Regions from separate parts of the Homo sapiens genome. Here region 1 is linked to region 2. The links are chromatin loops, found by intact Hi-C in ENCODE. Cell type or tissue: PC-3. All regions are shown on one strand. Links, peaks and the distances in the headings refer to the core of each region. The heading gives the core; the rest is flanking DNA.

Region 1 (15,827 bases), core at 6,875-10,874, 51 kb after region 2:
TAATTTTATTAAATCTCAATATTTAATGTATTCAGTCTACGAAAATCCTAGCTTCTTGAAGGAAACTAGTGAAAATTCGCAGATACACTATTTTCTGGTAAACTTTTTTAGAGTTGCCAAATTTTTTTAAAAGTAAAAACATGCAAGATTTAAATTACATTGAGTTAGGACTGTTGGATGGCTGGAATCTCTGAGGCATACAAGCTCTATTCTGCTCCACTTTTTCCACTTTCAGTCACTGAAGCACTTTTAGGAAGGATGGAATGGAGGTACTTTGTATGGCGATGCAAGATGAAGCAGGATCTGTTACAAATTCCCTGGCTGGAAAAGTACACTTCTTTCAGCACTATTGTACCTTGACGGTCTCCAGTTACAGCCAGAGGAGATGTGTAATATATGACTGGACTTGCCGCAAATGCAAGTACACAAACCTTGGGACAGAGACACCTTGTGCTACGGTAAATTGATCTGCTGCTGGCGTCCACTGAGTCATCCGGCACACAAAATAGGAGCTCACATCAGAGATGGTGGGAACTGGTTGGAGTTCTGATTTTTATCTGGCCATTCAAGATCTGTAGAAAGAGTGAATTTTAAAGTCCTCTCCTGATGATTATGCTACTTTTATATTTAAAACCATTTGACATAGAATCAAATTTGTGTACCACTATTTTGAAACTCATTTTCCAATGTTTCCTCTTAGAATAATTTTTTTGTCAAATGAGAATAACATATAGCTTGCATTTTTCTTAAATGGAAATATTAAGATTATTCATATTATTGAGGAAGATTAATAAGAAAGATGGCATACTAACAACTAATTGTTTTGTATGATAGTTCAGAACAGCGGTAGATTTTGCAAAGCCAATATCTTATGTCATCTGCCATGTATTATTGAGCATCAAATATATGCCACTTCAGGCTGGGTGTCCCAGAGATGCATGGCATGAAAAGATGACAGCAGGACAATAAGATATGAGCGAAGTAAAAAGGAAAGAGAAGATAAGAGATTACTGATAAACGGTGAAGCAAACCATTGTATCAGCTATTTCTGGTGATGTCAATTTGGTGACATATCCTGGTGAAGTGGGTTAATTGCATGTGTGTGTCAAGTTGCTTCTTTTCTGATGCGGGTTTGACTTTTCTCATTTTGACTGCTTTTCCAGAGGTGAAATTAGAGTAAAGAAAGAAAGAAAGAAAAACCTCTACAGTCAAAAACTGGTCTAGGCAGTTTATATCACCTCACTTAATTATTATCAAATGCTTGGGAAGAGATAATATTATTCTCATTACAGAGATCATGAAACTAAGGCTCAGAAAAGTCAAGGAGTTTATTTATAATCACAGAACTAGGAAATGGCTAAGATGGAGACTTGAATCTATGTTCATCTTGATGAGGAGCCTGGTTTCATCCCACAGCACAGTCGCCCACAACTGCAAATGTCATGTACTTTCCGCAGCGCCTCCTATGACAGCAAAAAGAGTAAGAGTTTTGGGATTTCTAGGCAGAACACTTATGTAATCAAGTATCTTAGAGATATTTTTCAATCTCCAAGCAAGCTGGGGATTGAACTATGTAAGTGGTAATGAACGAATTCTTTAGAAGATGGGTTAACTATGCTGGTTCATAAAAGAGGAAACTTGACTGCACTAAAGAAATTCATGAAAAGAGTTCTGATTCTTCCTGAGTTCCCAGTGTCCCTTGTTCTAAGAGAGCTATGCAAATACTACACTGATGCCTGGAATCATCTATAATTTAAAGAGTTACAAAGCTTTTCTTCTGCCCTATGCTTTGGTTTTGTGAAGATTTTTGTACATCAAATGCTGCATCTGTGGACTCATTCCAGTTACATGTATATATTATACAGATCATTTGTGCATCCATTGTGATGTACTGGGTGAACATACGTGGAAACTGTAAATCTTCATGAACATCTACATCATCATTAGAGAAGTTCTACTCATTAGGCTCTCAGCACAGAATAGTCCAATTCAATTAGAACACTTCTTCAGTGAGAGTTTAATAATGAGACTATTTTCGGTGCTGTGACCGTGATATAAGGCAAATGCAAGAGCTATTGTAGGGGCTCTGCTCCCACCCTAGGCTGGAAGAGGTGAGTGGAAACAGAGCTACGCAAATGTCTCTCTAATATGAGCCATGGGGGCCACCGTGAGGCCGTGGTGACCTCTTGGGGAAGGGCTGGGTGAATAAAGAACCCTACTTCAGTTTTCTCTCACCCTTCATTGGCCAACTCAACTTGAAGCCAGAGGGTAGATGCATCTGTTGACACCATCTGTAAAGATCAGTCAGTTGGGCACTGGCGGAAAAGATGGAGAGTGACCTGGAGGGACAAAGAGAAGCCATTTAGCACATCAGTATGAGAGAAATTACTCGTAAACAATTTAAACCAAAGTATTTTCTCATACATAACGTTTCTTTCTCCAGCTCTGTAACCATGAAAACGTACGAACAAAAAAAAGTTAGTTGTATTATCTGCTAACAGAATCAAATAGCATGTCAAATTTGGGAAATTACTAATTTAATTTCTGCAAACAACCTTTATAAGATTTTTTACATTCAAAGAAATGTTGGTGATTAGTGAATCTGTGAAAACATCTTAGGTATTGTCTTTTTTTCTAACAAGTATTTTGAGTTTGTTTGATGCCTAGTAAACACTGGTTGAGTAAATACCCAATGTATTGCAAATAAGCTATACTGTTAGAATGTGTCTCAGCTGCTTTCCCGGAACATCACATTTCTCCTTTATTTCCGTTATGAAACTAAGAATTTTATTTTGTCTGCCATATTCATAATACATGGAAGTCTTGACCCGTTCTATCGTTGACAGTCAGGGTTTCTCAATCTGAGTGGAAAAAACACAAACTGTTTTTCCTCTGCTCTCACACCACGACAATCAACACAGAAGACTTCAGTGACCAAATGTCAGGGAGGTTTTCCCCACTCATCAAGCAGCAGACACCAGTAGGGTGTCCCCCAGTTCAGTACCATTCTGATGCTGTCTACCTGAAAATAGTGTCAGATCCCGCAGGTTGAAGGTTCAGTCCCAAGTCTGCCTCTCCCCAATTTTTGATACCAGTCGCAAACCCCAGGTTGAATAACCTGTGCTTCTGACCGGCTGGCTATAGCTGGGGTTCCCATGTCCCCCTTCTTAGGTTTGATTAATTTACTAGAGTGGCTCACATGACTCAGGGAAACATTTGCTGTTTTATTATAAAGGATATTATGGGCCAGCAGTGGTGGCTCATGCCTATAATCCCAGCAGGTTGGGAGGCCGAGGCAGGTGGATCCCTCGAGGACAGGAGTTCAATACCAGCCTGGACAACATGGCGAAACCTTGTCTCTATAAAAAACACAAAAGATGAGCTAGGCATGGTGGCTTGCACCTATAGTCCCAGCTACTCAGGAGGCTGAGGTGAGAGGATCCCTTGAGCCCGGGAGGCGGAGGTTACAGTGAGCTGAGATCGTGCCACTGCACTCCAGCCTGGGCAACAGAGTTAGACCCTGTTTCAAAGAAATGAAAAGGATACAAAGGATACAGATGAAGAGACGCACAGGGCAGGGTATGAGGGAAGGGGTGCGGAGCTTCTGTGCCTTCCCTGCCACACCGCCCTCCAGGAAACTCCATGTATTCAGCTCTCCAGAAGCTTCCCAAACCCTGTCCTCAGGGACTTTATAGAGTATTTGTTAGATAGGCGTGATTAATTAAACCATTGGCCATTGGTGATCCACTTAACCTTCAGCCCCTCTACCCTCCCATGAGGTTGGGGTGGGGCCAAAAGTCCCAACCCTCTAATCCTGGCTTGGTCTTTCTGGTACCCAGCCCCATCCTGTAGCTACCTGGGAGCTGCCAGCCATGAGTCAGCTCATTAGCATACGAAAAGACAGCCCTTTGCAGATTCTAAGGATTTGACGAGTTGTATAGTCAACCTGTGCACTGTTACTATTTGGGGCCACATAATTCTTTGTTGGGGGAGGTGGGGGCTGCCTGTGCACTGTAGCATGTTTAATAGCATCGCTCTCCTCTACAGACCAGGTGCCAGTTCTCACCTCCCTAGTTGTGACAATCAAAAATGTCTCCAGACACAGAAAATGTCCCCTGGGAAGTAAAATTGCCACCATTGAGAAGCACTGTTGAAAATGAATGTGCTGGGAGTGTCGTATCTTGGGCGTCAAATTCTCTATTCACAAACCAGTCCTCTTTTTATACCAGGCCACTTCAAGAATCCAGCTATTGAGTCAGTTGGCTAATGTGATCGATTCTGTGATAATCATTAGTAATGAATTGGCTCACTATGCTTCACAGGCAGGTGACTGGGTGGTTTGCACTCAAAAGCAACTGTGGGCGTGACAGGCACTGAGACTGACATGTCCAGAATAACTCTGCAAGCCATGCTCCCACCTCTAACTTCTGGTTGCTGCCTGGTGGGACAGCCATATCCATACAATAGTTTTTAGATGAAAACAGACCAAAGAACATCTGAGGCCCCTGGTTTTCTTAGTTTCAATGATTTTGGATCAAAGTCCACCATCTTCTACCTGGACTCTGAAATTCCTCCTAATTCAGTCTTCTTGCATCCATTCTTGTTTCCCTCCGGTCCATGACTCATACTGCACCCTGAGTGGCCCTCTAATTTCCTCCAGTTGGAAACCCTTCAGTATCTTCCTGACCCACTTGACCCTATTGTGATCTCGCTTCTCCTTACTTATCCACCTGCCATTTCCCTCTCTGCTTTCTTCCTATACAAGTTCATACAGATCGTTGATGACCACGGGCCCTTTGCTTATGCTGCTTCTTCCTCCAGCCTCCTTATGTCTGGTTAACACCACAGTCTTCAGTTTCCAGGTCAAATATTACTTCACCTACAAACCTTCTTATTGCAAGATCCCAAATCTTCAAAATTACCAGGGTTAGGTTTTTTTGTGTTACTTAACCTTCTTAGAGAGCTACGTTCCTTTAATCCAGAGCACTTATCTTGCTTTGCAATCATACATTCAGTAGAGTGAGTATTAATATCTCTCCTTCATTAAACTTAATGCTGGGGGTGGGGGGCAGAAGGACCTGTTAATTTTCTTCTTACCAGTACAAGTGTAGCACATAGGGAATTCCCAATAAATATTTTTGGGAGAAAGGAAGAAAGGACAAAAGAGAAGGAAAGAGGGAAGGAAATGAGAGAAATGTAGAAAGGAAAAGCAGAAAAATAGATGTCAAACGTCTGCAGTGTGACTGCAGCAAAACCTGTTTGTATGTACTCTCCTGGTCCTCCCCAGGCTACCCTCGTAGTTAGCTTTTTCCTCTAGAGCACAATGCTTTTTCCATGCCATCAGAATGACCTTCAGAGCTGATTACTATTTAGGTTTCTGGCCAACAGGTAAAATGTTCCCAAGACCTTCATTTTAGGAAAATGCTTTTCAAGGCATTAGAGGAAACATGTGAGTCTATGGCAGTGCCCTTGGAGGGAGGCTTCTATGAGATAAAACTGAGGACAGTAAAAGTTGCTTCAAAAACAAATGCTCCATTCAGTTCCATTCGGGTCTCTTTATTAAAGTCATCGTCCACTTCTTACACACAAATGCTGCTGAAAGCAGTATAAAGGCCGAAAAAAGTTTTAAAATAACATGAGAAAATGAGCAGTGAGTGGTATGAGTGACCTTGGTCCACAGATCATCCTTTCAGATGAAAGCCTTTTGTTTTCCCTAAAGTCCTTCACATTAGTCTTTAGTGTCGTCATTCATTACACAGTCTATCTTCATTTACAATCCATTTGCCACACGTCACCACTGAAGGAGATGGAAAAAATCCATTAGACATAACCCAGGCTTTCTCCCACCAGCAGGGATCAAACGACCCCATAAAGTCATTTCCTATTAATTACAAATTGATTGTGTATAAACATTTCAGCACTATTTTTCAGATGATAATAAATGAGTTGTGACTGGTTACAGAGGTTAGATAAAGATGCCGAGACAGGAAGAGGGCAAGGGCCGTGCAGGGAATGAAAACAAAGCTGCCTGATGGTCAGGCCTCGTGGTATTTGTAAACGTCAATTGGTCAGGAGTGATGGATGCATTTCAGAAACCTCAAAACCCAAAAAATGCATAATGTTAACTTCATAGATTCTTTCAGGCCTGGGTTACCACAGTATTTACAATGAACGTGCGTTCACGGTAATAACATAATAGTACCTTTCAGCCCCAAATCCCAGATATTTGCACCTTTATAAACTGTTAAATTCTAAGCCAATGGTGAATAACATTCCGGTATGTACCTATAGAACTTGTTATGAAACATGATTGAGTAGCAACTCTGTAGGCTAGATTATAAAAGTATATTTTTATGAGGGTGAAATAATGAAAACAGTCTGTACATAAAAATTATACCAGAATGAGGAAATGCTACTGTAACAAATTACTTAACTGAGATTTACTGAGGCAAGAGTCAGTGCAAGTATACACGATTAGTGGGGTTTTTGTTTCAGAACTTGAAAGGAGAGAAAATATACTTATTTCTAACTTTCCTAGAGAAAAAATGAAAAATATAGTGTTGTTTTCTATTTTTCAGTTTTTGAGTTTGTTTATAGATGGTTGTGGCAACATTGGCAAAGCTAGAGCAAGCTAGTTATTGTCCACAGTGAAAATAACCCAGGTATAGAATCATGGAATTTCAGACTGAAGAGTGAGTACTTTAAAACATACTTGTTTTGGTACTCAAAATTTCTTATTTTTAAGCTTTGTGTGTCAATAACTGAACATATTTGAAGGTTTGTGCTCTGAAACCCTTCAGAAAGGTGTATGGTCTTATGAAGCACTACTGGATTAAAATTCAGAGTGATCTAGAGCTAACCATGTCCCACATGGGGATGTTATAAAGATTAAATTATGTTTTCTACATCAACATTTTAGATATTGGATCTTCAGAGCTCAAAAACAAATTTATTTTCCTGGGATTACATTCAGACTAAACCATTGCAATGAATGAGTCTTTGAAGAGTCATTCATACATCCTAAAATCCAGAATAATGAGAATCTCTTCTAGTTTTAAAATCTCAAAGAGAGACATTCCTGGTGTTACAATGTCATTTGCTCTAACTCCTGTCTTGCTAACAATAACCAACTAGTCACCATCCTCTTCAGAATCTGGTTTAATTAAATCCCCAAGAAGAAACGAAATGAGAAAATGTTTAATAGGAAGTGACTTCTTCAGTCTTACCGTTTAACACAATCATTGCGATCAGAGAAAACAGTCAGTTTGAACTGAATTCTATTTGATTGTATTGGTTTAGACTCGTCTCGAAAGAATCACTCAGCGAATCCTTTGGTAAAATCTTTTTTAAAAGTTCAGATGTTGGTCTGTCAGGTCAACCTAAATCAAGGTATGGTAACATTTTTTAAAGGTTTGGACAGAATGAGCCTCAATGGTAATATTTTATTGGATGCCATCTGGTAAAAACTGGTTTTATTTGGTTAATGTTTATTTGTTCCATAAAAAGATAGGCTAATCATGACTCTGTTTTATATAATGCTTGTTTATGTAACAGGACATAACCATGCAGTGGGTCCCAGGAACATTATTATATTTGGTTGCTTCTGTTTTCCCAAATAGATGAAAGAAGCAAAACATCCTTGTGCATTTTTAAAGTTGCTGGTAGCTTTTGAACTGCCGTTCAGATGGAATCAATTTCAGCACAGCAAGACATTTTTTAATGCAACCCTGCAGCACTTTAGCAAATGAAAACTATTTTCCATGAGTCATTCTTTGAATTACAAAATGTTCATCATCCAGGAGTGTTTATTGCACCCATAAAACTAATGCAGCACAATAATGGGTGTTAATGTCAGCAGTATCCGGCTGTTTATTATGTAACATTCGAAACGGGAAGGTGAGTGTTTAATGCTATTGTTTGTTGTCTAACAGTTCCAATTGTTCATACCATCAGGTGCTTAGACAGCAGATCAAATATTTTGCTTGATGTTCTCCAGAGCAAAAAATGTAAGTTTACTTTTCTTTATAATTAGCATGGTGAAATGGAGGGCTAACAAAGAAGCTGCCAGGATCTCAAGGTAATTATGATTTTTTGTTTAGTGACAGCTTCTTGTTTTGAATACCCTTTCCCTTTTCTCCTACTATGACAAAATAGAAACTCTTTTTTTTTTTTTTTTTTTTTTTTTTGAGATGGAGTTTCGTTCTTGTTGCCCAGGCTGCAGTGCAGTGGCATGATCTCGGCTCACTGCAACCTCCACCTCCTGGGTGCAAGCGATTCTCCTGCCTCAGCCACCTGAGTAGCTGGGATTACAGGTGCCCACCACCACAGCCAGCTAATTTTTGTATTTTTAGTAGAGACGGGGTTTCACCATGTTGGCCAGGCTGGTCTCGAACTCCTGACCTCAGATGATCCACCCGCCTCGGCCTTCCAAAGTGCTGCGATTACAGGCATGAGCCACCATGCCCGGCCTAGCATTATCTATCTTTAATAGCAAACATTTGAAAATAATGAGTGCCAAACAATAAGAGATGCTTCAAATAAATTACCTATATTTTGTCACCTGTACGAGGCTAGCTACACACCACTGAGAAAAGAAAGAAGCACTGCTAATTAAAAACTACACTTACTGAAAGAGTTTTTTAGGGTTATTTAAACATGCATTTTGTGCATACATGAAAATGAAAAATAAGTGAAATAATTGGTTAGATTATTTTCAATGTTTTTCTCCTACAAAGTCCAGCTCTTCTGAGTCACTTTTCAATTGTGAATCATCAAAGTCCATGTTTTTCCATAAGTATTTCTCTGTGCCATGGAGAGCACTAGTGATGTGGCATTTCTTATCTGTGCCCTGCAGCCATCTCTGGGATCTTCCTGCAAGTTGCTCACAAACTGTTCTGTGAATGTTGATGCTAATTGCTTCTTGATCTAATAATGTGTCAATAAGAGGTTTTCAGAACCCAGCCAGGTCTTCTATTTTTTCTGCAAGAGATCCTTGTCATCTGTGGACCTGACATAAATGAGTTACAGTTGCCCAGTTGTGCCACTGAAACTATAACCATATTAAGCCCCTGCAGGCAGTGACCAGTCTGTCACCGCTGCCACCTGGCCAACGTGACAGCAAATGTCAGTTGTCCTTGATCTTGAGATACATCCCGACTTAGATGTTAAAATGTGTATCTTAGAACCATTAAAGTGCGGTTAAGTGTATCCACCAAGAGGGAAACTTGCGCACTCAAGGAGAAAATCAGGCTGGGCGTGGTGGCTCATGCTTATAATCCCAGGACTTTGAGAGGCTGGGGTGGGAAGACTGAGCCCAGGAGTTCAAGACCAGCCTGAGCAATATAGTGAGACTCCACCTATACAAAAAATAAAAAAAATTAGCCAGGCATGGTGGTGCACACCTGTAGCTCCAGCTACTCAGGAGGCTGAGGCAAGAAGATCACTTGAACCCAGGAGGTCAAGGCTGCAGTGAGCCATGATCATGCCACTGCACTCCAGCCTGGGTGACAGAGCGAGACTCTGTCTCGAAAAGAAAAGAAAATCATCATAATTTTGAAGCCTCTTGGACAGTTTTTATCAGACATATGAGATAAGTTTATGTTATAAGACAATAAAGGAAATGTAGCTCAGTAGAAAGGGCATAAACTTGTTTGTAAACTTGGACAAGCTACTTATCTAATCTCTCTAGAGTCTTTATTTTATAAAGGGTAAAATGGAAGTTGTTAACACCTGCTTTGTGAGGTTATTCTGAATATTAAATGACTCAATGCATAATAGTTTTAGTATTTTCCAAGGGAAGTTTTTTTTTTTTAAAAAATCAAACACCGCATTGTATATAAGAAACGAGTCCTACTCTGAAACCACGCACCTGAGAAAAGTCTGGAAGGGAATTTGGATAATGTTAAATTCTGATTTACTGATGTAGAGAAATTATAAATATTTTATTTCTCATATATAATACAGTCTGTGATACCTGTTTATATCTGCATCTTTGTATACCCACAGGATTTAGGTTATAGAATAAAAGTTGCAGTCAGATGTGCTGGCTCATGCCTGCCATCTCGGCGACTCAGGAGGCTGAGGTGGGAGGCGGTTGAGCTAAGGAGGCTGAGGTGGGAGGAGGTTGAGCTAAGGAGGCTGAGCCTGCAGTGAGCCATGATTGAGCCACTGAACGCCAGCCTGGGAAAGAGAGTGAGACCCAGACTCAAAAAACAAACAAACACATAAATGAATAATAAAAGTTTCATACCAGAAGCCATGATCTTCAAGCTCTATCTGTGTTCTGAATATGAGGCAAGAGAGAAGGGAGGACAGGAGAGGAATGGGGAGAAAGTCTCCAGAGTTGGGAGTATTGATGGAAATGGAGAGGATAAAATGAAGTCAACTTCATAAAGGGGTTTTGAAGGATAGCAAGGCTTCTTTGTTACAAAATCAGCATTTCTTTTCAGTAAGAGATAGAAACACAGGAAACGCATTGAAAATGGAGTAGGGTGTGGCCAGGCCCTTCTCGTCAGTGGGAACCATAGCATTTTATAAATATATGCATAGGGCACACATTGTACTCCAGTGCTATTACTTGTAGTGTCCTTTATTCTGCAGGACACAGGGTCATTTGTGGCAAAGAGCACAGTTGCAGAGCCACCTTGGCCTGGCTGGAATTTGGGCTGAATCACATACTAGGTGTGTCTTAACATTTCCTTTCATTAGATCTTGAACAGTGTCAGACACACAGCCAGGCATGACATTGAAGGGAATATATTTCTTTTCTTTTTTTTTTTTTTTTTTTCTGAGATGGAGTCTAGCTCTGTCACCCAAGCTGGAGTGCAGTGGAGCGATCTCAGCTCACTTCAACCTCCGCCTCCCGGGTTCAAGCAATTCTCCTGCCTCATCCTCCTGAGTAGCTGGGATTACAGGCACCTGCCACCATGCCTGGCAAATTTTTTCTCTTTGAATAATATTTCTCTTTGTAGAAAAAGAAATGCAGCAGAAAAATCAACTGTGTCAAATATTGCTATGAGTGAACATTTCTTTGCATGTTTTCCTAGTTTAGAGTTCTTGACCAAAGTTTTCACAAGTTATATTGAGTGGCAGTGAAACAATGTCTTCACAGAAGCCCTCATAATTCTTCAGAATCTTTGGCTACATTTATGCGATGATAAAGCAATGCTTGAAAGATTTTTAATGCAATGACTTTATTTTTTCTTTTTTTTACCCTTTTATTTATTTATCTTAATTTATATAAATTTAAGAAGTACGAGTGTAATTTTGTCATGTGGATATATTGTGTAGCGGTGAAGTCTGGGCTTTTGGTAGATCCATCACCCAGATAATGTACATTGTCCCCATTAAGTCATCTTTCATCATCCACCCCCTCCCCACATACCCCTAGCCCTTCTGAGTCTCCAATGCTTGTCATTCTACGTCTATGCTTACACATTATTTAGCTCCCACTTACAAGTGAGAACATAAAGTATTTGACGTTTTGAGTTGTTTCACTTAAGGTAATGACCTCCAGTTCCATTCATTATGCTGCAAAAAACATAATTTCATTTTTTATGGCTGAATAGGATTCCATTGTATATATACCACATTTTCTTTATTCAGTCATCTGTTGATGGACACTTAGGTTGATTCCATATCTTTGCCATTGTGAGTACTGCTACAGTAAACACATGAGTGCAGATGTCTTTTTGATATAACGACTTCTTTTCCTATGGGTAGAAACCCAGTGGTGGGATTGTTGGATTCATACAAATATACCAAATTTATTTTTTCTTTTCCTTTGGGTAGAAACCCAGTAGTGGGATTGTTGAATTTATATAAATATACAAAATTTATTTTTATATATGTATTATATAAAAATACATGTATATAAAGTACATGTATAATGCATATATTCATATATTTTTATATGTTATGCAAGGGTTATATTTTAGAGCCTTATGGTTTCATGTTTTATGGCTCAACCTATCTGTTTTGTGTCTTGATAGAACAGAGCCTCCATCATTGTGGGTCTCCTATATCTTACTCTCCTGAGATGAACTCCTTTGCTCTAAAAGTTTTTACTAGTTTATAGAAATATTTACAAAAATTCATTTGGTTAAGGACTCATTCATTTCAGAGGTCTAGAAGATTGTCTCCTGAGGAAACACAGTACAGCTTCAGAATCATTACTCGGCGATCCCTTTGAGCGCTTCTCTGAGTTTACTCGACAGACAGATTCATTTTCCAACAAACCCTTTCTAAGCGTTTTGATTTAGCAATCAGAAGTCAGAGGGAACGTGGCACTTTTTTTTTTCATTGAGAATAGGCCTGTTTCAATTATATTTCAAATATTTAAATAGTTTTTGTGATGTCTTTGGGTGACTTTCTATACCTCGAGTGGCCATTTACTAACATATATATACATGTATATATATGTGTATATATATATATTTGTGTGTATACAAATATATATATATATATATATATATATATATATATATATATATATAGCCTTTGCATGGGTTCACTAGTAGTTCATTTCAGACCATAATTTATCTATAGATGAAATAAAAAACAGGTTTTCTTTTTATTAAGTTAGATGGGAGCCAGGTCAGGTAGGAAGTTGGTTCTTGAGAATAGAATGTGTGTGAAGCAGCTCATCAAGAAGAAGAAAGCAAAAGCAATATCCTGAGAATGCGCTTGTTTTGGGAGAATGTGCATGGTAGTGGTGAGGAGCTCAGCATGGCTCTGCCCGATGACCTCTCCAGGTCGGTTTTCCACAGTTGCCTCTCAAATGTCCTTAAATGTTTAATTACACCTTATACTAAGCTATGTTGGGAACACAATTCTGGGATTGTTTCAATTCTCTTAAAGGCAGACAATTGTGTATATGGTTATGTTTACCAAGACAAAGCATAGGTCTAATGAATCTTTAAAAACCAAAGGCACATTTGTACAAGGAGAAGATTGGAAATGACTTAAACTGAATTGTGCAATTTAAATACACGCACAGGAAGGAGAGAGGGAAGGAGGGAGAGAGAGTGCATGTGCTTAGCTAAGAGTTCCGTATCTATACCTATAATAACATCTATATCCTTGTATTTTCCACTAAAGAACTGAGGTAGCTTAACTTACCAATAAAACCTCGGAAACTAAAATCACATTATACATAAGGATAATATGTGATTTTAAAGAAAATATCCATCATCAAGAAACAAAATAAAAAGAGGCAAGAAGCAAAGCTCTCCAGAAAAACAGCTAAACATAAACATCCAGGCCACAAAATGTGTTTCTTCATGGCCAAAGTTAAAATGGAAACATGACAATTATGTTATAAAGACGGTAAATAACACCTCCTCAGGAGAACCGAGCTTTTTCTACCTCATAGCTCTAAAATAAATTTCTTATATGGAATTTTACATTAAAGTGCTCTAAACGAGTTTCTTACTATAAAAGCTAACATTATAATACCAAAAGGTAACCCAGCGAAAACATTTAAGGTGGACAGACAGACTAGCAGGGTAGCAAGGAAATTTGGCCGAACATCCTCTATTCCATGGTTCGACTTCAACCAACAAGACAAGTGAGCATATGATGGAATAGATGGACAACAAATCTTCCCAATCATTCCTCTTTTTTTTTTTTTTTTGTTATGATGGAGTTTTGCTCTGTCACCCAGGCTGGAGTGCAGTGGCACCATCTCAGCTCACTGCAACCTCTGCCTCCAAGGTTCAAGCTGGTCTCCTGCCTCAGCCTCCTGAGTAGCTGGGATTACAGGCTCGCACCACCACACCCTGCTAATTTCTTTTTTTAATTTTATTTTTAGTAGACACGGGGTTTCGCCATGTTGGCCAAGCTGGTCTTGAACTCCTGACCTCAGGTGATCCGCCTGCCTTGGCCTCCCAAAGTGCTGGGATTACAGGCGTGAGGCACTGCGCCCGGCCTCTTCCCAATAATTCCTCCCTAAATATCACTTCTCCCAAATGGGGACTTGGGGTATAATGAGCAAAAGATTCATTTATTAGAAGAAAGATCTTTGTCTTTTCGTATAGATAGAATACCATATTCACATGTATTAGAGTCATGCATATAGTCCGAGATACGTATGGAATCATATAAACAGTGGGCAGGTGTCATTCATTTATTCATTCACGGGCACTGCATTGTAGAGTGCTGCGTTAGGTATTTTCTTAAGCTATGTTTATGAATAGTAAATTTACAGATGATTTCAGTATGTGTTTATTTCATACCAAAAGTTGGTCCTGCTAAAAATGATTTTAAATGTTTTGGTTTTGACCCAAATATCTTAAGTATCTCTAATTAACTTCCTAATGTCTGTAGAGAGGGTTTATTTAAAAAACTTTGAGAAATAAATAAAATTTTCCCAGTTTTGGATAGAGTGGCATATTAAATCTGGAGATGCATAAAGCAAATCATTACTTATAAAAATAAACAGGCCAGGCGTGGTGGCTCAGGCCTATAATCCCAGCACTTTGGGAGGATGAGGCAGGCAGATCACCTGAGGTCAGGAGTTTGAGACCAGCCTGAGCAACAAGGAGAAACCCTGTCTCTACTAAAAATACGAAATTACCCAGGCATGGTGGTGCATGCCAGTAGTCCCAGCTACTCAGGAGGCTGAGGCAGGAGAATCACTTGAACCCAGGAGGCGGAGGTTGCAGTGAGCTGAGATTGTGCCACTGCACTCCAGCCTGGGCCACAGAGCGAGACTCCGTCTCAAAAAAAAAATGGGAGTGGACCACATGGTGTGACCTGCCCCAGTTGAGCACTGCCCTAAAATAGTTTGGATGGTCACTTGGTGCTCACACAGAGTATGAGAAGGAGGCAGAGGGTCCTCTCTTTGCTGGGCCCAGAGGAGATTGTGTTGATTCTCATGACAGCAGGGCACTTATTTTTGTTTGAAGGGCCCTGACTACCTTATTTGTCTTGCAGTTGTTCCCTTTGACTTGGAAATTCATATTGGGTCACTACTTAGTTCATAAACACACCTACAAAAAGACAGAAGAGGCCGGGCCTAGTAGCTCATGTGTGTAATCCCAGTGCTTTGGGAGGCTGAGGTGGGAGGATTGCTTGAGGCCAAGAGTACAAGACCAGCCTGGGCAACTTAGTAAGACCGCACCTGTAGAAAAACATATTTTAAAATGTATTAAAGAGAGAGAAGAAACAATGACAACCTAATTCAAACTCAAATGTTAACCATTTTGATAGGTGTATCATTATGCTTCAGAAATGGAATACCGTTATGACTGTTATGTTTGTTTTAGGAAGGGAATACTGTTTTGCTCTAAATTCCAGCATTTGCAAGTGAGAGTCATTTTTCAGAGCCAAAACATTTTAGTAGACCTCTGTATAAAAATAATACAGCTTTTAGTATCTCTTGAGAAGATAAAACACTACCATAAATAGTATATTTAAGTAGTTTTCCATACACCCTTAAATGATTGTTACATACACAAATCTGTACATTTACATGTATTGTATATGTTTATATTTGTATAGATATAAAAATGAGCTCACTTTAGCCATTATTTGATGAACCCTGTGTTTCCCTGGGGTTTTTTGGCCCCCAGCTTGGGGAAGCCTGCTCCACTGGAGTAAGACAGACTACTTCAGATGGTCTGGTAGGCTGGCACTGTTTCTTTCTTTCTTTCTTTCTTTTTTTTTTTTGACAGAGTTTCACTCTTGTTGCCCAGGCTGGAGTGCAGTGGTGCAATCTTGGCTCACTGCAACCTCTGCCTCCCAGGTTCAAGCGATTGTCCTGCCTCAGCTTCCCGAGTAGCTGGGACTATAGGCATGCGCCACCACGCCTGGCTAATTTTGTATTT
Region 2 (15,827 bases), core at 7,733-11,732:
GTGAGCCACCGCGCCTAGCTCTCTTTGGCTTTTAGGCACACCAAGGGTCACCGTGAGAGGATACTTGGCCTTTGAGTGCAAAGTAACGAACACTGGCAAGAGATGACATTTTTAAGGAAATAGCAGTTGCAATAAGTGGTTATTACTAGAAAGAGCAAACTCTGGCTTTTTATTGTCTTCATTTCGTTGTGTGCACAGGTAGGGGAAGCCTCAAGTATCTCACCGGGTCGGACAGAAACCAACAGTAAGTGGCAATTTCTTACAGAAAAAAAGCATTGGTTAAGTTGGTCAGGGGGGCTCTCAGAGCCAAAGCCATAACTGGCTGACAGGCGTGGTTCAAGCACTTAGAGGTTACTGGAGCACTGGTCACCAGGAAGTCGAAGCTCCATGGGGTGGGGGCTGGGGGCCACTCCTGGAGCGGCTGGTTAGGTGAGGCAGCATCCTGGGGGGCATCCTTGCAGCAGGATGCACTGGGAGGGCATTGAGCAGCTCAGCCCCATGGCGTTGCCCTCTCGGACTTTTTCTTGGGTCTGGAAGACACATGATTCAGTGTAAAAAAGGAATCCTTAATTTCTAAAGATCTGAGTACTCCGCCTTCCAGCTACACCTGCTTTTACATGCATAAATTTTAAACCCCAGAAGCTGCAAGTACTTTGTTGGCCCTATTCCTCAATGGGCTCTCCACCCAGAGCTGGGTCATCCAGTTAAAAAAAAGAAGATATGTTGAAAAGCTACCTATTTAACTAGATTGTTTTCCAAAGTACGAGTTTCAGGCATTCAACTGATTATTTTGAACAGATTTCTGAACTTCTTCCTAAGCTCATCTGGGTATTTCCTTGTAAAATACTGTAGTGAATTCCTGTAATTTTATGCAGCCTGGATATCTGTTTTTGAATCCTTCTCCATGGCTCTTCTAACTGAAGCACCTGAACCTAATTCTTCTCCTCATCAGGGATCTCCTAGAGAGTGGCTACCTTGATAAACCTGTCTGGCCAGGGGTAGGGATTACAGCTACTTTTCAGAGAGAAACTTCAAGACCAAATTAGAGAAAAATGCAACAAACCCAGTTGTAGCAAAAATGGATATTTAGTCCACTCAGATGAGCTTTAAAAACATTCACACCTAAAACCCAGTCTGTAGCCTCCATAAAATTGATCTATGATAATAGGCATGATGCCCCTAAAGCTTTTTTGTTTTGCTTTGTTTTTGAAACAGAGTCTCACTCTGTTGCCTGGGCTGGAGTGCAGTGGTGAGATCTCAGCTCACTGCAACCTCCATCTCCTGGGTTCAAGAGATTCTCCTGCCTCAGCCTCCTGAGTAGCTGGGATTACAGGCCCACACCACCATACCCAGCTAATTTTTGTATTTTTAGGAGAGATGGGTTTTCATCATGTTGGCCAGGCTGGTCTCAAACTCCTGACCTCAAATGATTCACCCATCTCAGTCTCCCAAAGTGCTAGGATTACAGGTGTGAGCCACTGCACCTGGCCCCTAAAGCTCTTTTTCAAAGATAAAATTAAAACTAACTCAAATACTTCATATAATAGTATCAAGTGCTAGATAGTTCATGTGATCTGAGTTTCTATACAGTTAATAAAAATCGTTATTGGTAAATAAAGTTAGTTTTAAACTTGTTGGTAAAATAAAAACAGGAATATCTTCAGAATTATCAGCATTGGTTATAGTACTGATAGGGACAGAAGGCAGGGAAATTCTAGGCAGAAGAGGGCAGGTCCTGGTGAGGGCCCCACCCTCAAACCAAAAAGCCTAGAACCACAGCCCAAAGTGAGAACTTCCATCCCTGTTTTCCTGCTCAAATGTTCCTTTTCCAAAACCACCCATGGCTCGCCCCACCCCGTGTCGTGTGCCCATAAAAACCCCAGAACTCAGCCGGCAGAGAGAAGAAGCAGCTAGACGTTGGAGACTACAGTTGGACATTGGAGAGAAGTGGCTTGACTTCAGAGGAACAGCTTGATGGTGTAAGTTCAGAGAAGAATCTGGCCAGAGACAGTTGAACTTTGAGGGAAGATTACCTTCCCACCCCGTCCCCTTTTCAGCTCCCCTTCCCACTGAGAGCCACCTCTATCAGCAGTAAAATCCCCCACATTTACCATCCTTCAATTTGTTCCTGCAACCTCATGTCCTGGACACCAGACAAGAACTCGGGAACTACAAGTGCAGATGCGAAAGGCTGTCACACTGGCCCTTCACCCTCACTGGTGGAAGGCAGCCACCTCATGCGAAAAGGCATGGGGTCCACTGAGCTGTTAACACTTAAGCCATCCACGGACAGCAGAACTAAAGGAGCACTGTAACACTCCCTCTGGGGCTTCAGGGGTTGCGGGCACCTCCCTAGACACTGCCGTGGGGCCAGCACAGAGTTGGCTCCTGCTGGCACCCAAAAGCACTCACGCCAGCTCCTGCACCCATTCACCTGTGCACCCCCTCCTGCAAGGGTGGAAATGCAGTGGGTCCAAGTGAATGGAGTTCACTCCTGCAGGTGCTGGAGCAGCTGGGTGACTCCAGTGCTTCTGTACTCCAGTTCCCACCACATTCACTTGTGCAATCCCTCCTGTGAGCAGCTGAGAGCTGTGGGCTGAGTAAACAGGGCATCCCCTTTGTGGGGCCTGTGAAGGGGTCAGGGAAATATCCTGCTTCAGTACAAACATATATATATATTTTTAATACCTAGAGCTACTAGTCAAACAAGACTGTTATCACCTAGGTATTTAAAGGAGGGTGGGGGGAACCATGTTTAACTTTTAACTTTTATTCTCCGCTTCCGTACTATTTTTGATATTTGCTTGGTTTGTCTGTGGACTGAACTGTGTGGGCTGGGTGCTGGCTCCCCTGAAACCTTATACACATGCTGCTGCAAGCTTATGTCTTCAGTTTTGAGCTTCTGAATTCTGGGATCTGGACTGGTGGCCATGGTAAAGCCTGAGCGTGCATGTGTATCCCAGCACCTGGGCTGGCAGCTGCAGGGCAGGGTCTAGCCGAGTATAGGCCCATCCTGTGGCCAGTGTCACAGAGGCCTCGATGGAAACAAAGCTGGCTGTTGCAGGGCTAGCTTGGTCTTGCTTTTTCAAAAATAACTTCTATGGTTAGCTTTGTTTTCCGTGAGCAATTCAAATATAATTGTTAAGAATGAGTAAATTAGGTAAATGGAATAAACATTTCTAAATAAACTTGTCCTAGGTTCAAAGATTTTTAAAAATAATTTAAAATCTGAAAGTTGTGTTATATTAAGTTAAATAATAGATCATCATGAAACGTCTGAGTCATTTCTAAATAAGTTAAGGTACTGAAAGATTAATTAATAAGCATAAGTTCCAGTTTATATACTTTGGCATTTTGTTTTTATAGGTTATTTTAAAAAGCAAAATGTATTTGGATTTGTTAATAAACATACGAAGATTCTAAAAAACTAATGTTTCTAATAATTTTAAAATGTGTATTTATAAATTACTAGTGCAAACAGTCAAAATTGCTTACTTCTAGGTTTTCAGTAAAAATTAAGGCTACTAAGAGTTAAAATTACAATTAATACATTTAATGAAAACTACCAAAAATAAGAAGACCAATTTTATACGCAAAATATACAAGCAAAACAAGAGGTATTTCTGATGAAAAAAGTTACAAAAAATGAAAAATATGTGTTTTGTTTAGAAAAGTAATTTTATCTAGTTTAGAGTACGTTTAAAGATCATTTCAGAATAGTTTTTTAATGTTGTATATTATATTAATTAGATAAAATAGTTGAAAATATAACAGAGGAGCTTATGTGGTTAAACTAAGAATAAATAAATGTATTATAAGAGAAGAGATAATAAAGGATTTTTGTTTCCCTTTTGAATAAACTACAAAAGAAAAAAGAAGAGAAAGAAAAAATATTCCATGTGCATCACACTGTGTTTATTAGATCTTTTGTTTAAATAAGTGGTTATTTTTCTCATAATGATCTGTGATGGCAACCTTTATTTTGGCAACTTTCCCCAAATCAAAATTAAGTCTTTTTGACCTCAAAGTAACTTTTAGACATTATAGGAGGGCCCCTGGAAATCCAAGAAAGACATTAAATTAGACTTACTTGATATGTTAAATTATATGACAAACATTGTCAAATAAGAAATGATGTTTAACCTTCTTTGAGGTTATATTTGTGTGAATATGTTATTGACATATGTGTTCCAAAATTGTAAGAGATTCCTAGAAATCCTAGAAATTATGTTTTAGTATATGTTATCAGTCATAACGCTAATGTTAAAATGTTGTGTGCCACAGAGAGGACCAAATTTTCTTGACAGTTGCATCATTATTATTGTGAATTCCTATCATATCTTTAACCATAGCCATTTTACATCTTACTGTCCACAGTTAATTGCTTTATTTTGATGTTTTTTTCTGAAAGCTCTTTGCAAGTGATTAGAGTCCTAAAATGTTGTGTCTTCAAGGAAATATATGGAAAGAACAAAAATAATTCTAACTCTGAGTTCATACCATTGGACTGAGTTTCCATAACTCGAATGGAAAAACTGGACTCAAGAAAATCCTAACTTACATTGGCAGAACAAGAATTAATTACATGGGACTGAACTCACAAAGGATTATGACTTTTTAGTGACTTTTTGTTTGAAACATATTTTTTATGTTTTTATCTGCATTGTTAAGGAAACTCTTCTATGCTATCTATAGCTTGCAGCAATTTGCTAACGTATATTTTTATGAGCAAAATTGAAACATTTACCTTTGTCCCTACCTGATCCCTCCAAAATTTGGCAACTGCGAGTATTCTAGTTTTAAGGCAAAACAGTTGTTTGTGTAAGTACAGTCCTGAGGTGCGTCCTTGGCTTGGCTCCTGAGACCTGAGAGGCTTTTAGAAAGTCCAGTCTGAGGTTCCTTATGAAAAAGTTCCCCACAAAGCCAATTTAAAAAGTGCCTATATGGTTGATCACTATTCTTGCTATACTTATGTAAAAAATCATAAAGACTAAAGACTAAACTTTTCTTATGAACAAATTAGTCTTGTTTTAATGACTTTTTGTTTGAAACATATTTTTTATGTTTTTTGATAGGTGGACTAGAGAAATAAAAATTATATTTCAGAAGACAACTCTAGTGCACCTGTTATTAGACTCTACCTCATTGTTTTTGAGGGTTTACTATCTACCTACAATCTGGACCAGATCTTGAATTATTTTAGTTTCCTGCAATATTTGACTATGACTCACCAAAGTAGTATTTGTAATTTTTCTCCACCCTTCCAGCTTGGAATCACTGAAATGAAAACTGCACTTTCCTGAAACCCTGCAGACTAAAACTGGATGGTCTGATATAGCCTTTGGAGAAATCACCACAGCAGTTTTATGTAGAAATAAACTTTCTGCCTATTACTATATGGGCCACTTAGAAAGCTCACCGGATGCAAACTGCGAACCGGAAAAATCCCAGATTGCCACTGTCTGCTCTCACTCCATATGAAGATGCTTCAAGTCTAACATCTGAAAATCTTGACTGGCTGCCCTCTAGACCCAAAGGTTTGTTTTCTTTTCTTTCCCTAGAAATGCCCTTTGCTACGTACATGACTGTTCACACTATTTGGGGCCTGACTTCGGTGGAAGCCAGTCTGCAACACTGCTGCTGAAATGAGACACAACTGTCAACTGATTAGCTGAAAGGCCTCTTCTCAGGACTGAGAGCCTGGGAACAGCCTGGGAGACAATCCACCAACCCGATCCGTGGACTGTCAAACTACCTATGGGGGCCGGGCGTGGTGGCTCAAACCTGTAATCCCAGCACTTTGGGAGGCCGAGGTGGGTGAATCACCTGAGGTTAGGAGTTCAAGACCAGCCTGGCCAACATGGTGAAACCCCGTCTCTACTAAAAATACAAAAATAAGCCCAGTGTGGTGGTGGGTGCCTGTCATCCCAGCTACTCGGGAGGCTGAGGCAGGAGAATCGCTTGAACCAGGGAGGCAGAGGTTGCAGTGAGCCGAGATCGCCCCACTGCACTCCAGCCTGGCGACAGAGTGAGACTCTGTCTCAAAACAAATGAACAAACAAACAAAAAAACTACTGGGGGGAAGTTTCAGACTGAAGAATGTTGAGGCTCAGAAAAATGATGCTTCAAAGTGAAGACGGCAGAAGCAGCCTCAGAAGCGAAGTTTCCCTGTGACCTTCTCTCACCCTCCTGTCTCTCAGCCCCATTCTCCCCTGAGGCCAGTCGCAGGAACTAGAATCTCTCTGCCCCAACGAGTGTCACAGAAACCAGAGTTCCTTTTCCCCAAAGCCAACGTGTAGCCTAAAGGCACTTTCACTTTTGGCTGTTTTTCTGTGTAAGAATTGGCCAGAAAAAATTTTCTGACCTATCTTATTTAATGGTAGGTAATAGGCCCCCCATTACAGAAAGGGTCCTGCCGGATACCTGCGAGGAAGGAAAGCTACACAGAGAGGCTGAGCAAGATCTGAACAGACAGGCCTCACCGAGTGTCCCTAGTTAGCCTGTTACCATTACATCATTTCCTTCTGTCCGGTCACATTTCTGCATGACTGTCCCTGCTCCCTGAAACCTGGGCACACAATCAGAGAGTTTCCCCGGTACCTTTGGGTCTTCATTCCGAAGGCTCCTGTGTATTGTAAAGCTGTGGTCGAATATATTTGTTGGGCTTTTCTCTTGTTAATCTGTCTTTGTTTCAGAGGTGTCCGTTTTGACCCCTATGACAGGGAGGAAACGGATCACTCCTTTTCTGCTGCTACAACAGGAAGTGTTGTGTCTCAGAAACCTGAACTCCAACATATGGCCCTTTGACATGCTGGATTGAAGAAGCGATCCCAAGGTCTCTCTGACCTACCCCTCACCCCCATTTCTCAATGTTTTGTCTCTCCCAAGGAACAGAATGAAGTTGTTCTCTGAGGATCCTTTATCTTCCTAGAAACCAGACTGGCCAAAAGAACACAACTGCCTTCCCTGAGTTTCATTAACTGCACTCATATCACAGGAAGAAAGACCGAAGTCCATCAACACCCCTGGGTACACTTTTGTCACAAACAATTGCCTGATCTCCAGTCACAACACGTTTTGTCCCAGGCCATCGTATGTTCTCCAAGTCCATTCATTTTCCCCTAAAAATCATTCACTGTTCCACAAATCGCCACATTTGTTGTATGAAGAGGGGTGTCTAAGCGTCTGTACCCCACTGGGTAATCATTCTGCAATTCCCCAGTGCTATACAAGTTAAAATAGAAATGTGTGTGTGCCTTTTCTCCTATTAATTTGCCTTTTATTTTGTTTTGAGACTGAGTCTTGCTCTGTCGCCCAGGCTGGAGTGCAATGGCACAATCTCGGCTCACTGAAACCTCAGCCTCCCAGGTTCAAGCGATTCTCCTGCCTCAGCCTCCTGAGTAGCTGGGATTACAGGCGTGTGCCACCACGCCCAGCTAATTTTTATATTTTTAGTAGAGATGGGGTTTCACCATGTTGTCCAGGCTGGTCTTGAACTCTTGATCTGATGTGATCCACCCGCCTCGGCCTCCCAAAGTGCTGGGATTACAGAGGTGAGCCACTGCGTCCGGCTTAATCTTCTTTTTGTCTGTTCATTTTCAGTGACCCTTCAGAGGGCAAAGAGAAAGTTGTCCTGTGGCCCCTCCAGAAGTTGGGTTGAGGATAATTTATTTTTATCAGAGACTTTTATCACATTTTATAACATGGTTTAGTGTAAAAACATCTGTGCTCCTCATGAATTACTTGTAGAGATATAAGTGTTTTATTTCCTCCTACCTATTGCCCAGAAGAGCTAATGTGAATGAAGCAATTTATCAGAAACGTCCTTATTTTTATCTGAACTCTGGTCTAATGGATGCTTTCATGTGAATAAGCATCAGAAGTCTCCATTTTCATGAAAATAAATGAATGAAGTAGGTCAAGGTGGTAAATCTAGACCAATAAGTTTAGCTGTTAAGGCACTTCCAAAACAAGGCATTTCAGCTCTAGTAAGCAGACACCAGCCCACTGCATTGTGTTTGAGATCTGAAGCTGAATATGGCTTTGAAGTGAAAAGACAAAGGCAATGACAGACTCAAAAGAATGAAACTACAGTAGACAGTGAGAAATTGTGCTAAGGAAAGGGGCTCCCTTTTTATCGCATTGGTTAATTCTCAAAACTGTCTTTTATATCCCTGTTTTTGGAATTGGAATTGGCAGTTAAAACTTATATTTAAAAACTTTAGAGATTTCATTACTGTAAATCTGTATAGTCAAGTTTGTGTTGGAGATGTACAAATTTAATTAAATAGGAAGTCTGCCATTTTGTTAGCTACTGCATTTCCATATAGCATAAGAAGTTATCCAATTACTTTCTGAAAGCAAAGATGTAAGAAAAAGTCTGTAATCACTCCTGGCAAACCCAATTAAAGCGGATTAGATTTATAAGAAGTATCTGCTCATATGTATCACATAGACATAAGAAGAGGTAATTTTAAAGAGACAGCCCTCCAATATGGGTGTGTTCTATACAGTGGAGCATCTGGGAGGGACAGAATGGATGGTACTACAGGATCACAGGATGGGTCAGTATCTTCTTCCTACTAGTTGTTCCTTCTGATTTCCCTTTCTATACCTCAAAATCCACAAATTTGGGTACCAATGTGAAGTATTCAATGTTTGATGAATAAACAAATGAACAATTAAATGATCAAATAGAAATACAAATATTAGCTGTGAAAATGATTGTTTTATAATAAGTTAGCCTTGTAGATTGTGTTCTGAAGTTCAAGATACTCTACATGCTAAAGAATGCTTATTTTATTTCTTAAACAAAAAGTTCAATTTACAAGGTATTTTCTGTGACTGCCAAATCCTGTGGATCTGTACAGTTGAATCAACTATTGTTATTTTCTCAAAATTCCTCAACAGGCACCAAATGTGTGTTTGAACATTTTTGATTAACTTTGACTTTGGTTATTGAAAAGTCACTAAGAAGTAAAATTTATCATTGTTTTTAAATTCTATAAAATGATTTTGGTGGTAAAGTGTTAAGGATGTTTTACTTTACTGGTTCTTTTATATTTATGATTGAGTTTTAAATTTATTTTTAAATAATTATAATTATTTTGGAGAAAAATATGCTGACCATATTTGTATATTGCTCTTGAATGTCATTTTATTTTATTTTTTTTATCACTTCAGAATTTCAAATAGTGCCTCTTGAATGTTCTAGTATTGATTTTAAGATCCTTTATTTTCTCTGAAGTGCCTCTAACAAGAAAGTGACTGAAATTGGTGAGCCAGAAGGAGAATGCCAGTGAACTTAACTATACTCAGTAGAGGATTCCAGAGGAAATTCAAATTTTTACCATTGAAGCCAGAGATGATCTTGTAAACTAAGCTGGAACTAAATAATAAAATGCTCAGACACTAGGAATTTTTATTGCCTTCTATAATTTGCAAAGTATCCTACCACAAACACAGAATAAACTATTACACTTACCTAAGATATAAAAAAGAAATAGGTGGAAGAACTACAGTTTGAGAAATGAGAAAATTATAAAGCATTTTGTAAAGAGCACTGCTATATCATAGATTTGCTTCACACTAAAAATGTTAAAGGTTTACAAATATTTGATTAAAATAGTGTTGGTAGTGTGGTAGCTGAGTTGAGAAGGTTGAGATTCTAAATGTTTATATTACTTACTCCAGGGTTATTCATTTGGCAAATGGTAGAACAACATTAGAATTAAAGCTTCGGGATGTCTATAGTTTCTATGTACAATTTAGAAGTAACCTGGGCAGCCCTTGGTTGTAACTATAGTTCTACTTGCAACCAACCAAAGCATTCCACATATTTTTTCTATGTTCCTGGAGCTTCCTTTCTCTGCCTCCAAGATTCTATTCCAACATGATCTGATGCTATTCTTTCCATAACATTGACAAGAAGGCTAACCTCTTCATCCCTCTCTAAAAATTGTGTTCCCAGCAAATATTCCATAAATTTTGTGTCTTTATTGATGATTTGGTGAGAGGCCCTTTGCCATCTTACTACCAGCTTTCTCTGAATTCCGTATCTTTTCCTCTGCCTCCACAGACCCAAAATTACCTCCCTTACCCAAAAAGTTCCTCCCATATTAAGTGCTAAGGAGACTTTTCAAGGAATGTTTTACAAAGGAAATTCTCAGCCATGACCATGCAAGAAATTCTAATAGACAATTTAAATATGTTATTGAAATACATTATGTTTGTGACATTATGCATGTAACATTATATGTGCTTCTTTACAATGACATACTACTCTAATTTTCATTGCTTCCAAAGTCTTAATATTTTTAACCAGAAAACAAATTCAATATGAAGACCAAATTCATAAGATTATTTACTGTAGAAGATCACCACTTAAATGACAAAAGTAGACTTTTTTCTCTTGGATTAGAAATTTTGTCATTTAAAATTTGTTAATTTTATTGAAAAATGTTTATAAGTAAAGATTGTAACAGTATAGAAAATTATATAGGAAAAAATAAGTTTCATCTCCATATCTTAAACCCTCCAATTTTGCTGCCCAGAGGCAACCATCATCAGTAGATTATTTTCTTGTACATCTTTCTAAAAGGTATAAATATTTCTTTTTTTAACATAAATGGCTCCCTTTTTTCACACTGTTATACATCTTGCATTTTCTCTACTTAATCGTTAGCGCATAAAGACTTACAACTCTACCTCAAGTTTTAATATTTTGTTATAATTTTTATTCTCATTACAGTTAACGGATGTACATGTAAAGTTGTATTCAGCAATTACAAAAACAGGAATTTCTGCCATTTCCTGTTTGCTGGAGGCAATCATATTAAAATTAGCTCTTCTAGTATTTACTTCCTCACCTCTAAGTGTTCGTATTTCCACTTCTTGATATTTCAGTTTTAGGCAGTAAATATTGACTTCTCCCTTTGGAAGGTGAGGATTTATTTCTCTTTCAATCATACGGCCTATACCCACCATGCACCTACACTTGCAGTCAGCTAGCCTTGAAATACTATACTTTTGCTTGTATCAATACTCAGTACTTTTATAACTGTGGCTAAGTAAAAACTACTCAAGCCTGAATCATGTTTACTACAATTACTTTGTTTTCCTATTCAACAAAATTGTCTTTTTTGTTACTCAGTTGTTTATATACTTACAATTAGTACAGCCTAGAGCCCTCTCCCAATTGTATAAGCCTTTTCTCAAAAATCTCAAATATATTATACATGCTATCAATTTTGTCTTCCTGAAATTGTTCCTCCTTTTGACCTGATGCAATCTGGACTGACAGCTCCCTAGATCTGCTCGTTGTCTTTATTCTGAAATGTCTCCAAGACCATTCTGCAGGGTGGCAGAGCCTTGAACTTTTCATTTTGTAGGATCCCAGTTTTCTGGATGCCAAGCCTTGTCTTTTTTGTTTTATTCCCTTGTTTTGGTGGACACATTTTGCAATAGACTCCTGAGAAAAGGTTCTTGAGACGGAAATTTTAAGGACCTTTCAAATCCAAGAAAAACATGTCTTATCTATCTCGACTCTTAGAGATATTTTGGCTAGGTATGGAATTCCAAATTGGAAATCCTTTTCTCTCAGAACTTCAAAGACATTTTTCCACTACCTTCCAGCTTCTAGTATTGTTATTGAGAAACATACCATCCAAATTCTTGATCCTTTATATGAAATTCATAGTTTTCTTTCCAGAAGTTTAAAGAACTTTTTTTTTTTTTCAAGAGGCAGGGTCTTGATTCATTTAAGGCCAACTGCAGCCTCAAACTTCTAGGCTCAGCCTCCCAAGTAGCAGGGACTACAAGCATGCCCCACCATGCCTGGCTAATTTTTTAATTTTCATTTTTTTGTAGTGATGAGGATCTTGCTATGCTGCCCAGGCTGGTCTCAAACTCCTGGCCTCAAGTAATTCTCCCACCTTAACCTCCCAAAATGCTGAAATTATAAGAATGAGCTATCTCACCAAACCAAGAAAGTGCTTTATTTTTAATTTGCTGAAATTCCACGACCATGAGCCAATTGTGTGTCTTAACGTCATACTTCTATTCTGGAAACTCATGAGAACTTTTTAAAAATTATTTTTTATGGTTTTCTTCCTTTTGTTTTCTTAACTGTTTCTTGCTAGAATTCCTGTTATCCAGATGTTGAATTCCTAGACTATATCTCCAATTTTCTTACCGTTTTTCTTACAGTTTTCCATTTTTTGCCCTTTTACTCAACTTTCAAGGATATTTCCTCAACTTTGTCTTCCAATTCTTCTTCTGAATTTTCCAAGAGCTTTTTGTGTTCCATAGTTTTCTTTCATACAGTTGCTTTTGCTTATTTCATAGAAAAATATAGTCAGTCTTCAGTTTGTGTGGTAGTACAGGATTGTAGCTGAAACCATGAAAAGCAATCTTAATAATCAATGATGAAAATGACAATTGTTCTGTGGCCTTTAATAATTTTCCTATGACTTTAAAAATGCTCTTGCTATCAGTTATAAATGCATAGGGCAATAAAAATAACAAAACTAATATTTACTGAGTATGCCGTAATTTAAAGCATTGAAAACAGGGAAAATTAGTTATTTCTTTCTTGGAACAGAGCTTGTCCCCTTCTCATGATGTGAATTAAAACACTAAAGTAGCACCTTTCCCACGTCTTGGGGAATTGTCATCCTCCCTTCTAAGTTTGGAGCAGCTTCCCACCATCATTTCTCCTTTGTGCTTTCAATGTCATGAAATGTCTCCAAGAGATGTTTTGTTCTGTTTTGTTTTATTTTGAGATACAGTCTCACTCTGTCACCCAGGCTGGAGTGCAATGGTGCCATCTCAGCTCACTGCAACCTCCACCTCCTCGGTTCAAGCGATTCTCCTGTGTCAGCCTCCTTAGTAGCTGGGATTACAGGTGTGTGCCACCATGTCCAGCTCTTTTGTATTTTTAGTAGAGACAGGGTTTCACTATGTTGGCCAGGCTGGTCTCAAACTCCTGACCTCAAGAAATCCACCTGCCTTGGCATCCCAAAGTGATGGGATTACAGGTGTGAGCCACCGTGCCTGGCCCCAAGAATTCTTTAGCGTAAATTATTTTGCCAGGATCACTTCCTCTGGGACATTTTCATCTTTTTCATCACAAACACTTTTATTCACATAGAATATTTGACAACGATCATGTCCCCTTGTTTAACCAGTCCTTGGAATCTAGGTGAACATTTCATAGCAGGACACCGTTTGCTCTGGAAGCTTCACAAGATGGCTTAACATTAATCAGTTTCTGCCAACTTTTGAAAACAGATTTTTCTGGCAGTAAAAAGTGTCTTCTTCCTTTCTTTTGTAATTACCATTTTCTTTTCAGGTGGGAAGGAACATCAACACTTTGACCTGAATATTAGCTAAATAACTTTTCAAAAATTACAATCTTCAATCCAACCAGAGTGCTTTCTTTCCTTTGTGCAATTTAAAAAGATGTTAAAGAAACTTACCTTTTAAAAAAGTATTGATTAGGCTTCTGCAGTATGATTTATTCAAAGCTAGGTCTCTTCAAATCTTAAACTTTGCTATTCCCATTTTAAAATCTTCTAATCATATCCAATTTCACTTCCCATGAAATTGTTTATTTCTTTGCAGCACTTTCATCTTTGTTGGTGAATTCCCTCTTTTCGTTATCCATTCTTGTGAAATGTTGCATGGGTGCACCACTGGGAGACAAGGAGGCAACTCCATAACACACTTGGTGCAACAACTCAACAACAACAATATACATGAGCTGACTAACAGGCATGCCGCAACCAATCACTGACAGGTTTTGAAGAAGTGCTGTGATTGGCCAGTGATCATGTTGTGCATCTATTATTACTTAGTGACTGTGGGTGGAAGAGCTAAAAGAGTTTGCATACTGCATAATCACTCATGGTTAACACGCCATGGTAACTGAAATTTGAACTGTATTGCTGGAAGACTGGTGCTATCAACTACACTGTGTAGGTGATATTTGTGAATACTGGAACCATGCAGAGTGAGAACTGCCATACATCTCTTATTTTGACAAGGCCATTAATGATAGTGTTTAAACTGTTCTTCTCCCTGCACACCCATTGTTTCCATCAGTTTACTTTTTGCCATGTTTGCTTGTCTGTCTGTTATTTGCCTGTTTCTTTTTTGTTTGTTTTGTTCTATGCTTTGATGTTAGAGATTTGTCTGATCTGCTTACATGTAAGAGAGGGGCACCAAAATTCATGTGTAGAGCTTATTAATGTGGCCTGAACTTCTGGGAGATCTAGCCCAGCCATATCTTAGAGAGTACCCTGTAGTGATGCCTTTACGTCTTATATTTTGGGATGGTGGGATCCCTGAAGAGCGCTCTTCACATCTTTTTTTCTGGAGCCTATTCACCTTGCTACCTGGCTCCCAGGAGTTGAGTGGGGAAAGAAGGCCCAGGGTTTTTATATCTGTTTCTGATTAACAGCAATATTTTTAGTTTGGTACCTTTATTCCCAGCCATGCCAGTCCAGAAGCCCTCTGTTAGTCTCTCCAGAGAATAAGCCTTCTGTGTTCTGCAGGGTGAATGATGGGCAGTCAGGCCACCTGCTGTTTTTAGCCCCAATTTCATCTCTGCCAATTCCAGAGCATATTGGGGCTGCTGGCTTGGAAATGCTGCTGCTTCTTGACTCTCCTCATTGCTCATTTGGGATCCAGCTCTCTCTGTCCAGCTACCACTCACCCATCTGCTTTCTTTTTCTAAATTGGGTTGCTGTTTTCTCCTATTTCTTTGTCCTTGTGGGTTTATGGTTCTTAAAATAAAAGCTTTATTGTCATTTTAGTGGGGCTTTGTGAGGGAGAAAGGGTTAAATGTATGTGGTCAATTCACTATCTTCCATTTGATGCCTCTCATTTTTAAAAACAAAACAAAACAAAACAAAACTGTCTGGGTGTGGTGGCTCACGCCTGTAATCCCAGCATTTTGGGAGGTTGAGGCAGGCGGATCACCTGAGGTCAGGAGTTCGAGACCAGCCTGGCCAACATAGTGAAACCCCATCTCTACTAAAAATACAAAAATTAGCTGGGTGTGGTGGCAGGTGCCTGTGATCCCAGCTGCTCGGGAGGCTGAGGCAGGAGAACTGCTTGAACCTGGGAGGTGGAGGGGGTAGTGCGTGGAGATCACGCCACTGCACTCCAGCCTGGGCAACAGAGCAAAACTCGGTCTCAAAACAAAGAAACAACAACAAAAAACAAAAAACAAAAAAAAACAGAAAGAACAAAACAAACCAAAACCCCATTGGGGACTTTTCAATACCCTGTTCTAGGTCCTTGACCAAATTGAATCCAGTACATGGACAGGAGATGATGAAGGTGTACTTTTGTTCTTTTCTCATTTCACTACTTTTGTAGAGTAAAAGATTTGATTTTTCTTTCTGTTACTTGTCTTCTAGAGATGCTAAGTCAGGCTTTACCTTTTTGTCTGTCATTGGTCTTTATGTTTTTATTATCAGAGCTATCTAAAATCAACCATAACTGTCTTAAGAGCATTTTGTGTAAATGATTTATAACACTTTCTTGAGATGGCTTCAGCAGCCTTATTCAACTGCATCTCCTGGCACTTTTAATAAGCCTCTTAATATATTCTGTCATCCCCATCTGTTTTGATTTAAGGTTGATTATACAGACACGCAGTGCTGCAAAAAGCCACCTGATCACTTCAGTAGGGTGTTAGGCATGCATTAAACTCCAGGTATTTTCAGGGAGGAATCATGAAGCCGCTCCTGTTAAATCATATCCATTTTATTACGTCTCTCCTTGTGGATTACGTAGAACTTTGGAAAATTAAACATTAG

The links. Hi-C counts contacts between places; a loop is a spot of excess contacts. Peaks named below come from ENCODE experiments on the same cell type or tissue, not always from the same donor. Only the 100,000 strongest peaks of a DNase experiment are listed, where the experiment ranks them.
Region 1: it touches region 2 in a loop (2.8-fold over the local background); 1 of 110 quality-filtered maps calls a loop at or near these places.

The regions. Positions count from the first base shown.
Region 1 is chr4:185,904,945-185,920,771 of GRCh38, reverse strand. LOC101928929 (a long non-coding RNA gene) reads right to left here. Exons shown (of 4, transcript XR_939583.3): 3 at 2,236-2,339; 4 at 1,311-1,463. It also overlaps a transcript of SORBS2 not described here. Among named protein-coding and RNA genes, the nearest start is that of SORBS2, 100 kb to the right of the region's middle. In PC-3, for the core only: no CTCF peak of the experiment used is centred there; a DNase peak (open chromatin) is centred at 8,811; H3K27ac peaks cover 2,608 bases.
Region 2 is chr4:185,956,598-185,972,424 of GRCh38, reverse strand. It overlaps LOC124900828 (a long non-coding RNA gene), which reads right to left and starts at 7,176. Exons shown (of 2, transcript XR_007058417.1): 1 at 6,601-7,176; 2 at 151-530. In PC-3, for the core only: no CTCF peak of the experiment used is centred there; no DNase peak of the experiment used is centred there.